Linked DNA regions of Mus musculus: all the other regions are linked to region 3. Evidence: chromatin contacts called from ENCODE POLR2A ChIA-PET data. All regions are on one chromosome and are shown on one strand. Each heading gives the region's core, a stretch centred on a gene start or an enhancer-like site at or near the end of the contact. The rest is flanking DNA. Distances are from core to core; before and after follow the strand shown. Region 1 holds the start of Cog4 (component of oligomeric golgi complex 4). Region 2 holds the start of Aars (alanyl-tRNA synthetase). Region 3 holds the start of St3gal2 (ST3 beta-galactoside alpha-2,3-sialyltransferase 2).

The links. ChIA-PET counts read pairs that join two places held with the same protein, here RNA polymerase II (POLR2A).
Region 1: POLR2A ChIA-PET joins it to region 3 with 10 read pairs in Patski. The contact joins the promoter of Cog4 here to the promoter of St3gal2 in region 3. POLR2A ChIA-PET finds 5 or more read pairs at or near these places in 4 of 5 experiments (Patski and embryonic stem cell).
Region 2: POLR2A ChIA-PET joins it to region 3 with 38 read pairs in Patski. The contact joins the promoter of Aars here to the promoter of St3gal2 in region 3. POLR2A ChIA-PET finds 5 or more read pairs at or near these places in 3 of 5 experiments (Patski and embryonic stem cell).

What each region holds. Positions count from the first base shown.
Region 1 is chr8:110,845,084-110,849,497 of GRCm38, forward strand. Cog4 (component of oligomeric golgi complex 4) reads left to right here and starts at 1,941. Exons shown (of 19, transcript NM_133973.2): 1 at 1,941-2,126. The coding sequence starts at 1,968. It overlaps Sf3b3 (splicing factor 3b, subunit 3), which reads right to left and starts at 1,720. Exons shown (of 26, transcript NM_133953.2): 1 at 1,592-1,720.
Region 2 is chr8:111,032,059-111,036,542 of GRCm38, forward strand. It overlaps Aars (alanyl-tRNA synthetase), which reads left to right and starts at 1,784. Exons shown (of 21, transcript NM_146217.4): 1 at 1,784-2,205.
Region 3 is chr8:110,916,605-110,921,370 of GRCm38, forward strand. It overlaps St3gal2 (ST3 beta-galactoside alpha-2,3-sialyltransferase 2), which reads left to right and starts at 3,261. Exons shown (of 7, transcript NM_009179.3): 1 at 3,261-3,501.

The DNA of each region.
Region 1 (4,414 bases), core at 691-3,190, 73 kb before region 3:
GTAATCCTAGCACTCGAGAGGCAGAGGAAAGAGAATCACTCTGTTCAGTGCCAGCCTGAGTCACACACTCAGTTCCAGCCTATGATACAAAGAGAGGCCCGGTCTCAAACAAAACCAAACTTCTTATGGTCAAGGGAACCCTAAGCTCAAAAATCCTATCAGTTGGACAACATAGAGCAAGTGGTTAAATGCCAGAACCTACAACTTGCTCAATTAACAAACGTGCCTTTTGTGATTTTTTTTTTTTTTTTTTTGCCAGACAAATGAGAACCTACAGTTAGCTGTAGTTCAAGGGTCTACACATCCACATTATTCAAGGCTCTAAAAACCTCAGATTCATTTCCCAGAGACCCCATTCTCTCTCTGGGTTATAAATCTTACCAAACTTACATCTTTCCATATGCTTATATATGTGCATGTTCAAGAACATATATTTATTGCATATTTTATGTGCTGTCTTTAACCAAAGGATGAATTTTTTTGAGAAACCAACAAGACAGCTTTCTGCTACAGATACCGAGAATCTTACTCAATGCCTACACTATAATTCAGTTAGCGAAACTGTTAACGCTACATATAAGCAAATGAAGTTATACCTCTAAGATTTAGTCCTAAAATACCTAATAAACTAATATCTCTAAGGCTTATCCCTAAAGGTTGAACTGGCACTGGCAGCTTGAGGGTAGAGGACCTCACAATTTACAAGGCTGTCACGGATGAGTTCCGGCTGCACCATAAGCAGCGAACGTGATGTTATGACTTTGGACATTTGCTTTAACAGGGGGGAAGATGGTACCTTGCCTCGTAAGGCTCTGTATGCAGAATTTCGTGTTTGAGGCTACGAGAAGGAAACCTATGGCCTTGGGCAAGTGCTCTCTACCATTAGGTTTGGAGGATTAAAATGAGCACCTACTCACTCAACACCAAAACAAACGGATCTCCTGGCTTACTGAAGAGGTGCTTCCTGGAGGAATATCCGGTATCAGGTAACCGTAACAGCCAAACCGTGGAAAGCTTCCTCCCCCGCCTCTGCCTATAATCTCCGGTTCCACCATCACCTCCTTTTTATCTTGCACAGTCTTCAAATGGGTACTATTAGCCTTCGGGTTTTTTTTTTCTTTCTTTTACAGTAAACAGAGGTTCAGAGGAGAAACAACATTTTGCCTAACTACCAAATGCACAAGTTCAAACCAGATCCCCGGCTCCCGGGCGGTTTCTGATAGTTGCACATTTTGAACAAACAGAATTTTTACCCCTTGCTGATTGAATAGTCTTTCAATCTCGAGTCTTCCTATGCAGCCTCGGTGGGACTCCCACTTCCTCAACCTCCCCCGCGTGGTGGAAATACACGAGTGTGCCACCACGTTAAACTCGCAAGCCTTAAAGGACTCGTTCCCACTCTGAAGACACAAGTGGGCGAAGAGTCCACGAGGCCATTTGCCCACGGCAAGCATTTCCCTAACCTCACGCCTACCGAACCTCTCGGGCCTAAAACTGCCCCTGCGGCTCCGGCCGAGGTGCCGGGCAGCTCTCTCCTATGAGCGCTCTCCACTTCCTCCGCGACAGAGAAGCTGGGAGGCCACTTCTTTACCCTGCTGCAAGAAGGATGGCTTCGGTACCCGACGGATGCTGAATCGCTTCAAGGCCTAAGCCACCGCCACTGCCGATCCGCCGGCGTCCGCCATTAGCCTTCAAGACGGGCCTTCGGGTGCCGCGCGACGGGAAAAAGGTATCTAGCCCCCGCCTGATAAATAGATGTAAATTTGGGATGTTTTCATCTTGCACCTGAAGACTAATGAGTTATCTAAAATTTATACGTTACGGTAAGTTTTCTGTAAAATAGAAGGTTAGTTTTAAAAATAGACTTCCAATGGTTTTGATCGGGCATATCTGTGGGCAGCCCCAAAGGTCACCGCGCCAACGCAGAGGGGACCTCGCAAGCCCGGAAGCGCCCACCGGGAGCCAAGATGGCGGAGGTGGAGTCTCCGCTGAAATTGTCAGGAGCTCCTCCGCCACCGGAGGGGGTGGGAGGAGGACACTGCTCCGAAATCTCCACCGAGCTCATTCGCTCTCTGACAGAGCTGCAGGAGCTGGAAGCTGTGTACGAACGACTCTGTGGCGAGGAGGTGGGGAGCTGAACCTCCTTTTTCCTGGAGGATCCGGTGGCAGAGGGCATCACGGGTGTCGATCGCTTTACCAGGGAAAACGAGAAAGCAGCTTCCCAAGAGGCTTTAATGTAGTTGGGCATTTGGGTACACCTGTCAGTTCTACTCAAGCTTATTTGACCTGTTACCTGGACTACTTCCTTGGTCTGCCTCCGTATTGATTTCCCTGACGAGTAAAACTGGAAGTGGTGTGTGTGTGTGCGCGTACATGTATGTATTACATGCACACATACATATGTGTATACCGAATTGGCTTGACTTCAGAATAAGAATTGCTTTGGCTTGGGAAGTGAAAAGTTACGAAAGTTTCTTCTCGACTCATTTAAAGGAGAAGTTCCTTTCTATTTAGCTTGAAGGTCTAAGACTTTTTCTCTTGGAAGAAATGATTATGTGTGTATTTTTAGCATTTCAGTTAAGTGTAGGCATTTGGATGTTTTCTTATTTTGAGACGGCCTCGGTGTTGCCCATATTGTCTTCAAATTGGCTACCTTCCTAGAGCAACCTCTCAAGCTACTGGCATTATAGGCGAGCTCACAACTCCCTAGAAGTTTGAAATCTCCCTGTTAGGACTTTGAAGTTTTAAGACTAAGGCGCAGCTGTCTGGTCTCGGACAAGTGATTTCATCTCTTGTACCTCGGATGTGTGGTCAATCAAGTAACAGGTGTGGAAAGGATTCGGCTTCCTTTCTATTAATAGCATGCTATATCTCTTTATATACGTTTGTTTCTTTTCCATGGCAGTCTGGTGCTGTCAGTTCGTGGATGGATTCCTTGCAAGTCAGAAGATGTAACCTCTCACCTAAAAACCTTGGCAGCTGTTTTTCCCAGGGAACTTTTTTTTTTTTTCTTTTTAGATAGGCTCTAACTATCTAGCCCTACCTGGCCTGCAACTCACTATGTAGACCAGGCTTGCAGTGAACTCAGTAATCTGCCTGCCGCTGTCACTCAAGTGCTGGGATTAATGTCATGCAGCTCTCAAAGCGCTCTGAATAGAGGAAAAGAGAGTTGTTACTACCTTTGAATGTTTTCAAGTACTGCCTTGCATCTGCTCCAGCAGTTCCCACACAAGTAGTGGTTTAAAGTTGAGTGCTCTTGACTTAACATTCCTAAGTCTATATTCTTTGAAGCAATTAATACATTGGGGAAATTTTTGCGGTCTTATAAAATGTAGTAGCGTTGGCTTTGTGTTTGTTTTTAATGACTGCAAATTTTCCTCTGCATCCGTCTTAAGACTGCCTTTATTAAACTATTTAGCTAAGACTGTGGAACTGTTTTCTGCACACTGTGTTATGTGCCTTTATTATCCTGTTTTATTTGCACAGAAATCCTATAAGGTACATATTGAAATCCGATGAGGTACATATTGCTCTCCTTACTTCATAGGAAAAAAAAACCAGAAATTGAGCTAAATATGCTGTATACCTGTAATCCCAGCATGCAAGAGGCTGAAGCAATAGGATCTAAAATTCATGAACTACACAAAACTCCTGTCTCAAAGGTGCATAAATTGAGGTAGCACAATAAATAAATAGCTTCACTGGCGTAGAAATATAATCACCCCCTCTGAACACTAAGTATGCAGAAAGAAGGGATTAAAAAAAAAGAAATTTATGGTCTCTTTGGCAATTTCATTTCTTTAGCTACTATATTTTATTTTGTTCCTTTTAAAAGTGTATGTGTATGAGGAAGCAAGTGTGTCATAGCACAAGTGTAGAAGTTGGGGGACAACTTCAAAATTGCTGTGTGAATGCAGACGATCAAATTCTAGTCATCAGACTTGGAGGGAGGAGTCCTCCTCCAGTCCTTGTTTTGATTCTGAGACAGGATCTCAAATTGCCTACATGGTCAAAACTGGCATTTACTTCTGTTCCTCCTGCCCGCCTCCTGAATGTGGAATAACAAGGGAACATCACACATCTGGATGAGCCACTACATTTTATAGCGTCATTGTTTAGAACACTGCACAAGTGTTGAATATTTATTTGTTTCCATTGTGTTAGTCATCTGCTAGATAGAATAAGATATACTGAAAAACAAACGGGGGGGGGGGGGGGGCGTTATGCACATGCATAATCCTAGCACTTGAAGAGAAAGGAAAGAAGAATTCAAGGTCATCCCATGTTTCAGAACAAGTGAGAAACCATCCTGAGTTACAGGGGACCTTGCATCAAAACAAGCATGAGAAAAAGTACACAGCCAATTATTTAGTCCAACAAAACCAAAGCAGCATTGAAGTCCAAAGGGACTGTA
Region 2 (4,484 bases), core at 534-3,033, 110 kb after region 3:
CTCATCTCTTTATGACACCCTGGGCAAACTGGGCGTGGTGACGCACGCCTTTAATCCCAGCACTCGGGAGGGAGAGGCAGGCGGATTTCTGAATTCGAGGCCAGCCTGGTCTACAGAGTGAGCTCCAGGACAGCCAGGGCTATACAAGAAAAACCCTGTCTCGAAAAACAAACAGACAGACAGACAGACAGAAAAAGAAAAGAAAAGAAAAGAAAAAAGAAAAGCTGATCCTGTTGCAAGGGCCTTTAACCTAGCACTTGGGAGGCAGAGGCAGGCAAATCTTTGTGAGTTCAAGGCCATCCTGGTTTATTTGTTGAGTTATTTGATAGCCAGGGACTATGTAAAAACAGAGGAAAAAATAAAAATAAAAAGACAAGGTCTTGGTATATAGCTGTGAACAAAAACTGGAAAGAGACTATACTATGTCTGTGGATACTAATTGACTGATTAGATCTGAGGTCAGTACTGTGAAGACAGGAATGTCGTAAGCTCACAGGCTAATTGAATTTGTCTTGGACTAGTTCTGGCCTTCTGAAAACAACCATTCTTTGTCCATTTCTGTGTTTGAACTAATAAAGTCTTGTACTAACAGATAGAAACCATTTGGAATCTATTAACTTACCAGACCACTGGCTTCCACCATCCAAAAAGCTAAAGATGCCATCAGATAACATCTTGGGTCTATAGAAAAGCTTTCCATCTTGCTATAGTCGCCTTTCAGATATAACCATCACTATATTTTAAAATTACCTTGACTTATGACTCTCTTTGTTCTGTAAAGCTGTACATCATGAAAAAGTTTTCGTGTAATTTGGGGTTTCCTCATCTGTGAAAAAGTGGTACTAGCAGACCTGATAATACAGTTTAAAAATTAAACGGTGTGTGAACTTTTTAGTGTGATGCCTTACCTATAGATTTTAGGTTTTGTGTGTGTTATTTTGAGACTGTGCCCAAGGCCCAAGGGTAGCCTTAAGCTCTGATCCTCTTGGCTCTCAAGTGCTGGGACTATGGATGTGCGTCACCGTTGTAGGCGTTTCCTAAGAATGTTGACTTGTTTTCTAAAGCAAACAGAGGGACAGATGTCCTTTAACTTGGGTTACGTCATTTCTTCCTCTTCAAAATCAAGACCCGAATTTCTTCTTATTGGGACCTGAAGGACAAATATAAAGCTATGCCTAATGTCACAGGACTGTACTGCCTCCTACTCCGGAGGCTAAGACAAGAGTGAAAAATTCAAGGCCAACCTGGACAATTTATCCAGACCCTGTCTCAAAGAGAGAACCGGACGTATCAGTCAGTGCCAAAGCGCTTCGGCGTGGTTGAAGCACTTATTTCAGTCCAGGGTACCGTTAAAGAAGGCATGCCGATCTATACGCGATAACAATAAGAACATTTGATTGGTGCACACCTGCAAGACTGGCAAATCCCCTGATTTCAAGACCACCTTGCTCCGTTTCAAAAGGCCGAAAAACGAACCTTTGAGGTACGTGTATCACTTTGCAGTTAAACAGTTCTATGCCAAAATCTGTGATCGCCACCAAATTCATGTTTTCATTCCTCTTGTTAACTGTCAACTATTAGGGCTTTGCCAATAGAACCCAAAATGTCTGCCTCCTGAAGCCAATAGTCAACCCTGTCACGTGACACTCCATGTCCTAGCTTTCTTGAGCATTGCATCAGCCGAGCCCAGGAGCCTTCCCAGAAACCGGCTTGTTAGCTCATTCGCGCTCCGAATGATTGGCATGCCAGTGGACCAATCATATCAGAGGATGACAAGGCGTAGCGGGTCACTTTTCATCAGAGCGCTCTGATTGGATGGTGAGGTACGGCTCTGGCACCGGTTGTGGCGGGTGAGTATAGCTTCTTGTGCGCATCTGAGGGAGCAGGTAACTGCCGGCGAGTGGCGGTGGGCTCCGGGCAAGGAAGGACCTGGGGACCCGGACCCTCGGGAAAAAAAGCAAGTGAGCCCCGAGAGCTCTACGAGAAGAGCCGGCGCTTGGAGGGGGAGGGGCAGCTGCAGCGGGCTGCCGGGCGGTCCCGCCCCTGGCCTGGGTCAGGACCCGGTCTCCGCAGGAGCCGGATCTCGAGAGTAGCTTTTGCTATTCCCTCGGAGCACTGAGAGTGGTGTGGTTTCTGGTGGACTTGCAGAGGACCAAGACCTTGGGAAGATCGCGGTTGCTCTTCAGTCGCCACCCAGAGCTAAGGGTTTGTCTCCTCTAATTTTAATCTCTTAGGGGGTTAGGGAACCAGGCCTGAAGAGCAGGGTGACTAAGATAAATGGAGTCTCTCTAAGAGGCATCTTCATTCATTCTTTATTAGGTTCTCACACCTTACCCCAGACTGGCCTGAACTCAACTCTGTAACCCGGGCTGGCCTTGAACTCGCGGCAGTTCTCCTGCCTCAGCATTTCAAGTGCTGGAATTACAGGCGTGAGCCAGCACTCCAGACTCGCTTCTTTCTGTTGCTGTTTTGAGACAGGGTTTCACTATGTAGACCAGGCTGGTCTCGACTCACAGAGATCTTCAAGAGTGGTGGGACCAAAGGCGTGTGCTACGACCCTCGGCCCGATTCGATTCTTAAAAACAGAATAGTTGATACCTTCAGGTTCACCCGAACAAATATATTCAGCAATTTTTTCAAACAGTCTAAGTTTCCTGGTGTGCTTTGGAGTATGTTAGTGCAGAGCATGCTATTTACAGATTAGTATAATTAATCATGAGCATGGGTGACGACCACTTTACTAGATACTGAAAATACACTGTAACGGTGAAGTGAAGCCAGCCAGGATTCCTACTGAGATGTAACATAGACTGTGATTGGGAGGTGAGCATTAAATAGTCACACCAAATAAATCATTTGAGGCTAGGAGACAGTATAAAGAGGAGAGACCTGGTGAAGAAAGGAAAGGTTTGCTTAAGTATGTTTCTTTGTGATTGATCAAAACGACCTCATTAGGAAGAAGGGAAAGGAGAGGCCAGGCAGAACGGCTAGCTTGTAAATGGAAATATGTTACAAGGTCCTGTGGCTGAAGTCACCTTGTAATTCAAGGCCCTGGGTCTGGCCCCAAGCTTGCAAATACAAACAAATAAATAAAAGTTCTGAAGGCCTTTTAAGCCCCTGCTGGGATGTACTGTTTTCGGACCTGCCTCTGCTACAGACGTGTTATGTATATTGAGGAAAGAACAAGTTTTAATGTTGGAAACTTTATTTATTTATTCATTTATTTATTTATTTATTGGGGGCTGGGTCTCTGACCTGGAAACCTCCAACCCTCCATTTTCCTTCCTCAGCCTCCCGAGCTCTGGGATGGTCAGAGTGGGGACACAGCTTTCAACAGCCTTCAGTCTTCATAGGGTAATGGACATGTTAGATCCCAGTATACAACTCTGGTGTAGTCTGTATGTAGTGGCCACCCTATGGGGGCACTGGTTCTCCACTGGCTCTTAGCACACAGTCCTCATTCATTACTTAGGCAAAGGTGGGAGGTTCAAGTGTGCTCTAGAAAGTAATGTTCCCTCAGCTTGTCTGTGGAGAGAAGCAGGTTGTTTTCTTCAGCAACAATGACTCTAAAGGTAAAGTCGAACTGTAGCCATTGTTAAGGAGGGCTGAAAAGAGAAGGCGGTGTGACAAGATTTCTGAAAACCTTGACTCCTTATGGTGACTAGCAAGATCCTGTGGGAATGCAAGTCCATCCCCACCCCCCACCCCACCCCTCCACACACACTCAGCCTGTGTCACCATCTTTTTGCCCCTTTGGGGCTTCTGTCAGAGTGATAGACTAAGTTGTAAGTAGATCATTTGGAGTTGTGGTTGGCTGAGTCAGGATGTCATGTGCTTTGCGGGTGTGTTTAAAAACTCTGTGCTAATGGGCGTAAAATAGTGTCCAGTTCAATAACTTTTTTTTGATGCTCACAAGGTCCTGTTCCACACAGACACTAAACTCAAGCTAAAGTGGTGCAGTTAAGTTTAGAGCTGGCTCTAGAATTCTAGAGATGTTTAGATGATGTCAAAAATGAGACAGTTCTCATTTGTCAGGACACCCAGCACTGCAGAGCACTACAGCACTAGACGCCGATTGGTGCACTCCAACCAAAACCTGTCATCCCCACCTTACACACTCCCTGCCTTTCAGGGACCTGAGGGTGCACATAAAAACGTTTTGACGCTATAAAGTTGTCTTTTCTCAACCTCTGCCTCTTCTGAGTCCCCGGACTCGTTCTTCCAATAGCATACTCATTTCGAAATGATGCTGTATACAGATAGCCCCAGTTCTTCGTAATATCATGGCTAGAACCCGGCTCTTTCCCAGCTAGGGCTCTGAAGGTTTAGGCTACGTAGAGGTTGATGCATTCTTGATACTTTAGGGTGGTCCATGGCACAGATGGGCTTATCCCTGGGTTCATAGCCACTGACACAAGTGTCAGCCCAAACCTGGCACCTGTGCCTTTGGGGATATGGAACTTTGGACAAGCCTCAGCCTGTAG
Region 3 (4,766 bases), core at 2,011-4,510:
CTGACTTCCTCTTCAGGAGTCTGAAGACAGCTACAATATGCTTACAAATAATAAATAAATAAATCTTAAAAAAAAAAGAAAAAGAAAAAGAAAAGGAAAAAGAAGAAGAAGCCTGGCCAGGTTTAGTGGCACATGCCTTTAATTCCAAAACTGGGGAGACAGAGTCAGATGGCTCTCTGTGAGTTCAAGGCTAGCCTGGTCTACAGAATGAGTTCTAGGACAGCCAGAGCTATATAGTGAGACCCTGTCTCAGAAATAAAAATAAAAAATAATAAAGGTAGACTGAGACTATTGGAGAGAAATTTTTCAAGGAAAGAATCCCAAATGTAGCCGGGTGTGGTGGCGCACGCCTTTAATCCCAGCACTTGGGAGGCAGAGGCAGGTGGATTTCTGACTTCGAGGCCAGCCTGGTCTACAGAGTGAGTTCCAGGACAGCCAGGGCTACACAGAGAAACCCTGTCTTGAAAAACCTAAAAAAAAGAAAAAAGAATCCCACATGGGCCTCGGACACCTAGAATTTACTTGACCCTAGCTGGGAAGTTGTCAGATGATGGGAGCTCTTATTGGAGCCAAAGGGTAGAGAGGAACGCTCTGCCCTCTCCAGGGAAGGGTATTGGATTCTTCTTCAGTAATCTGCTAACGGAAACGTGGGGGTTGTGAGGATTGCATTACTTAAAAACAGAGCACATGCTGAACACGCACAAGGCTCTAAGTTCAATTCCCAGCATTTTTTTTTTTTAAAGTAACCTGGTGATGGGTGATAAAAGCAAGAAGACACTCAACACCTGCCGGTGAGAGTTGTTGCCACTGCAAATTACTGCAACGCAGGGACAACAGTTCTGCAAAGAGGTCTTAGTGGTTAATTTTATGGACAGAGTGAAGTTGAGCTGCATAGGAATGACTTTGTCCCATCCCATCCACCCAACCACCCTCTCTCCTTACAGCCTGTGATGGAGACACCGGTGTCAACAAAGCAGAAAAAAAAAAAAATTCCTGAGTCAGTTTTAGTCAGGGTTCAGTGGTTCTGTTAGTCACTTGGCTGCTTGCCCACAGTGTTGGGAGAACTTACCCTTTGCTGCAGGGTGAATGGGGTGTGTTAGGTTGAAATAGGGGAGGCTAGAAACTGAGCTTTCTGACTCAAAGTAGATATTTACCCACCTTTTCAAAAATGAAGTTAGAGGCTAAAGGGTAAGGATGAGTTTTAGTTAGAAACAAACCCTTGGGATAAGAATTTAGGGAAGATGGCTGCCAAGATGGCTCAGCGGTTAAAAGCACTAACTGCTCTTCCAAAGGTCCTGAGTTCAAATCCCAGCCACCACATGGTGGCTCACAACCACCGGTAAAGAGGTCTGACGCCCTCTTCTTGTGTGTCTGAAGACAGCTACAATGTACTTATGTATAATAAATAAATCTTTGGGCCTGAGTGAGCGGGGCCAACCGGAGCGAGCAGAACCACATGAAGGCTCACAACCATCTGCACAGCTACAGTGTACTCACATACATAAAACAAACAAATAAATCTTTAAAAAAAAAAAGAATCGAGGAAGAGAAGAACCTAGCTTGCATTTGTGCAGCTGTGCTTTAAAAGGAGGGGGAATGCGTAGGTGTCACGCCTGGCTTCTTGGTATGTCAGCTGACAATGAAGTTAGAATTTAGCTTCTCGTAGAGGCTTGGAGATAGAATGCCTAGCCTTCCTGATGACTGCATCGTAAAGAAGTAGGGTTTTGGTCTGTGAGATTCTCCTGAGCTGTAGTGTTGTGCCAGGAAGCATTCGTGAATCCCGAAAAGACTATCAAGGAGCCAAATCAGATGCAATCGCATTAGAGTCTCTTTATTTAAGCTTGAGCTCCCCCCCCCCCCCTGTCTCTTACCAACGCTGACACAGTAGGAAAGTGGAGCCCTGAACCTAGTTTCAGGCAAGCATTTTTAGAGGCAAGAAGTGGGTCTCTAGTCTGGTACACATCTGATTGGGGGGGGCGGGGGAGGGACGACGGGCGGAATGATGGCCTTTAATGCTGGAAGTCAAACCATAAACTTAACTTCTGCTTTCCTCCTGATTGGTGGTTGTTAGAAAGTGAAGTGCCAGGGGGCGGGCTTGTAACCTGGGGGGTGCAGATTTGTTGGGGAGTAACCTGGAAACCGGTGCTAGGTACTGGTCTGTTAGTTTACTCGAGTTCAATCTTAGGTCAGGCTTTCTGTGATGGAGTCTGAACCCAAAAGATTCATTGCAGGGTGTGATGGCTCAGTGTCCATAATAACAACCCTCAGGAGGCTAAGGCAAGAGAATCCATCATGGATTCCAGGCGGGCCTGCCTGGCTTACAAAGGGAATTTACGACTACCTTGGGTTACATAATAAGAGAAAGAACGAACACACTTAAAATTCTAGGGTCCCAGAACTAATGAACCAGAAGTCGTTTGAGTATCATTGGTCAGTCAGAGACATTTGGAGACTGAATGTGTCATCAATTAGGAACTTCCTAATGGTTTTGGAGCTTGGTTTGAAAGTTGAGGAAAGGATTGCCTAACACTGATGTGGATAAATATTTAAAATGTGTGCATGTTACCCTAGAGAATAGGCATCTAAGAGTCAGAAGTCTGAAGTCAAGAGATGCCCTAATGGATAAAGGCTGTAGGGTGCCTACAAGCAAGACAGTTTGCAATGTGAGGTGCCCAGTCACATAGTGGCAAACCCTATTTCCACATCGCTGCTGGTGCCCCTCTTTTCAACAGCCTGGACCTAGTGCCCTCACTGCAGTTGCAGCTTGCTGGGCCAGGGCATGAACCCAGCTGGCTCAGGTCGTGGCTCTTGGCAAGAGCAAGTACAAACAGTTCCCTTGAGCTGGGCTTGGCCGCAGTTGATCACAGTCCTGTGTGAGAGGCATCCTCAGCTTACTCGCATCCTTTGATGAACCAGGTACCAAAGCCCGGCTGGGGTACCGCAGACTGCACCTCCCAGGCTTCAGCAGCCCAGAGTCGCGTGGCTGTGAAACTGAAGAATACGCCCCTTAGTGCTGTGCCTTAACCCTCTAAATCCGGACAGAACTACAAAGACCATGAGCCCAGATATGGGAGTGCATTGCTTTCTGGGAGCAATAGTCCTATATGCAGAGCGATGCTGGCGGGTCCTGCCAGGCTGGACTACATATCCCAGCATGCCTGAGCGAGTGGTGGTGGGGGAACAGGAGGGAGGGGAGAGCCCCGGAGGATGTGAATGGGGAGGGGGCACCCGCCCCCTTCCCCCACCCTTCCCTTTAGCTTGGGTAGGGGTGGGGGGAGGGGCCGGGCTGAGCTGCAGCCGCGGCGCTCCGGGAGGGCAGGGCCAGGCAAGGGCGGGACTGGCCCGAGGCTGGCGGACTGGAGAGCGGTGAAGCTAACGGGTCCAGGCGCGGGAGGCGGCGGCGGCGGCGGCGGCGGCGGCAGCGGCGGCAGCTCTCTGCACGGGCGGAGGCGGCGGCAGGAGCGGCAAGCATGGCCCGCGCGGCGCCCAGCGCAGACTGAGGTGCGCGGGCGGGATGAGAGAGGGCGGGATGCGGGGCTCCCCGGGCCCCGTGCTGCCCCTACCGTCTTCTGTGCGGGCAGCGGGCTTGGCCCAGAGGCCCAGATCCAGCGGGTCCAGCCCAGCAACTTCCCTCGGGTCTGGGCGCCGTGTGGGCGGGGGTCCGATTGCCTTGGCCTCGATCGGGATCCCCGTCTTCTGCTTCTGCATATCTAACCACTCCCAGTCTTTCAGGCACTCCTGTAACACTCCTTGCTGGCAGCCCCCAGCCTCAGCCTTTGGAGTTCTCTGTCCTCGTCCACACTTCCACACCCCAGGTGTTGGTACTTCCAGCCCTAGGGCGCTTGGGAACCTGCTCCATCCGGAATCCCCTGCCCCACTTCTCCTGGTCACAAGCTGTCTGCACCATCTTCACTTCTTTCCTCTACCCTTCGGCCTTTCCCCCACCTGGCACTGACCCCTAGCCACACTCTGTGGCCTAGTTCTCTCTAATAAGACCTGACAGCTTGATCCCCTTCCTACTTTGGAAAAACTGAGGCATGAACCCACCGGAAACTTGGTCATGGTGTGCCCGTCCTCTCTGGACGCTGGCCTGAGCACTGTCCCTTGTCCCTCTTGTTCCTTCCATCCTTTGCCATATAAGACACGTTACTTCCCTCCAGTCATGCCCCTGTGACTGAATCAAACTTCCCAGCCCCATATACAGCTCCAGTGTTCCCTGTTTAGTTCTTCCACTACTTCTGTTGTCCCTGCTTTGCACAGCCCTCCACCTGGAAAGGAGTCTCAGTCCTTTTGCTGCTCGTTCAAGTTAGCCTTTCTGCTTCTCTCTTGCCAACTGCATCCATCTCCTCCCATGTTGCCTCTTGTTTTTCATCTGTGTACTAAGAATAATTCAGGGACCCCTGGGACCCCTGGGAAGTAGTCAGTCATTCCTTGTCAGTAACCCATACTCCTGTCTACAAATGTCTAGAAACTGTTTGGCCATCCCGTCCTCATGCTTGGTGGGCTCAGAAGTGTGGGTTGGAAGGGACCGTTTACCTCTATGAAGATGGTGACATTGAAGGACTCTGGTCATCATTCTAAGCTAATCTGACTCCTGCTGCTAACTTTGGAGGAGGGTTGCCCCTTCTGGGGGATGGTGTGGGGGATGCCTGCCTGAGTGCTTTGTGGAAGAAGGTACGGTGCCTACAGGCGGTGATCTCTTGTTTAGTTGTGGTGATTCTGAGTTGAAGAGGGATGGAGGGTACACAGACTTGACTGCATAATTC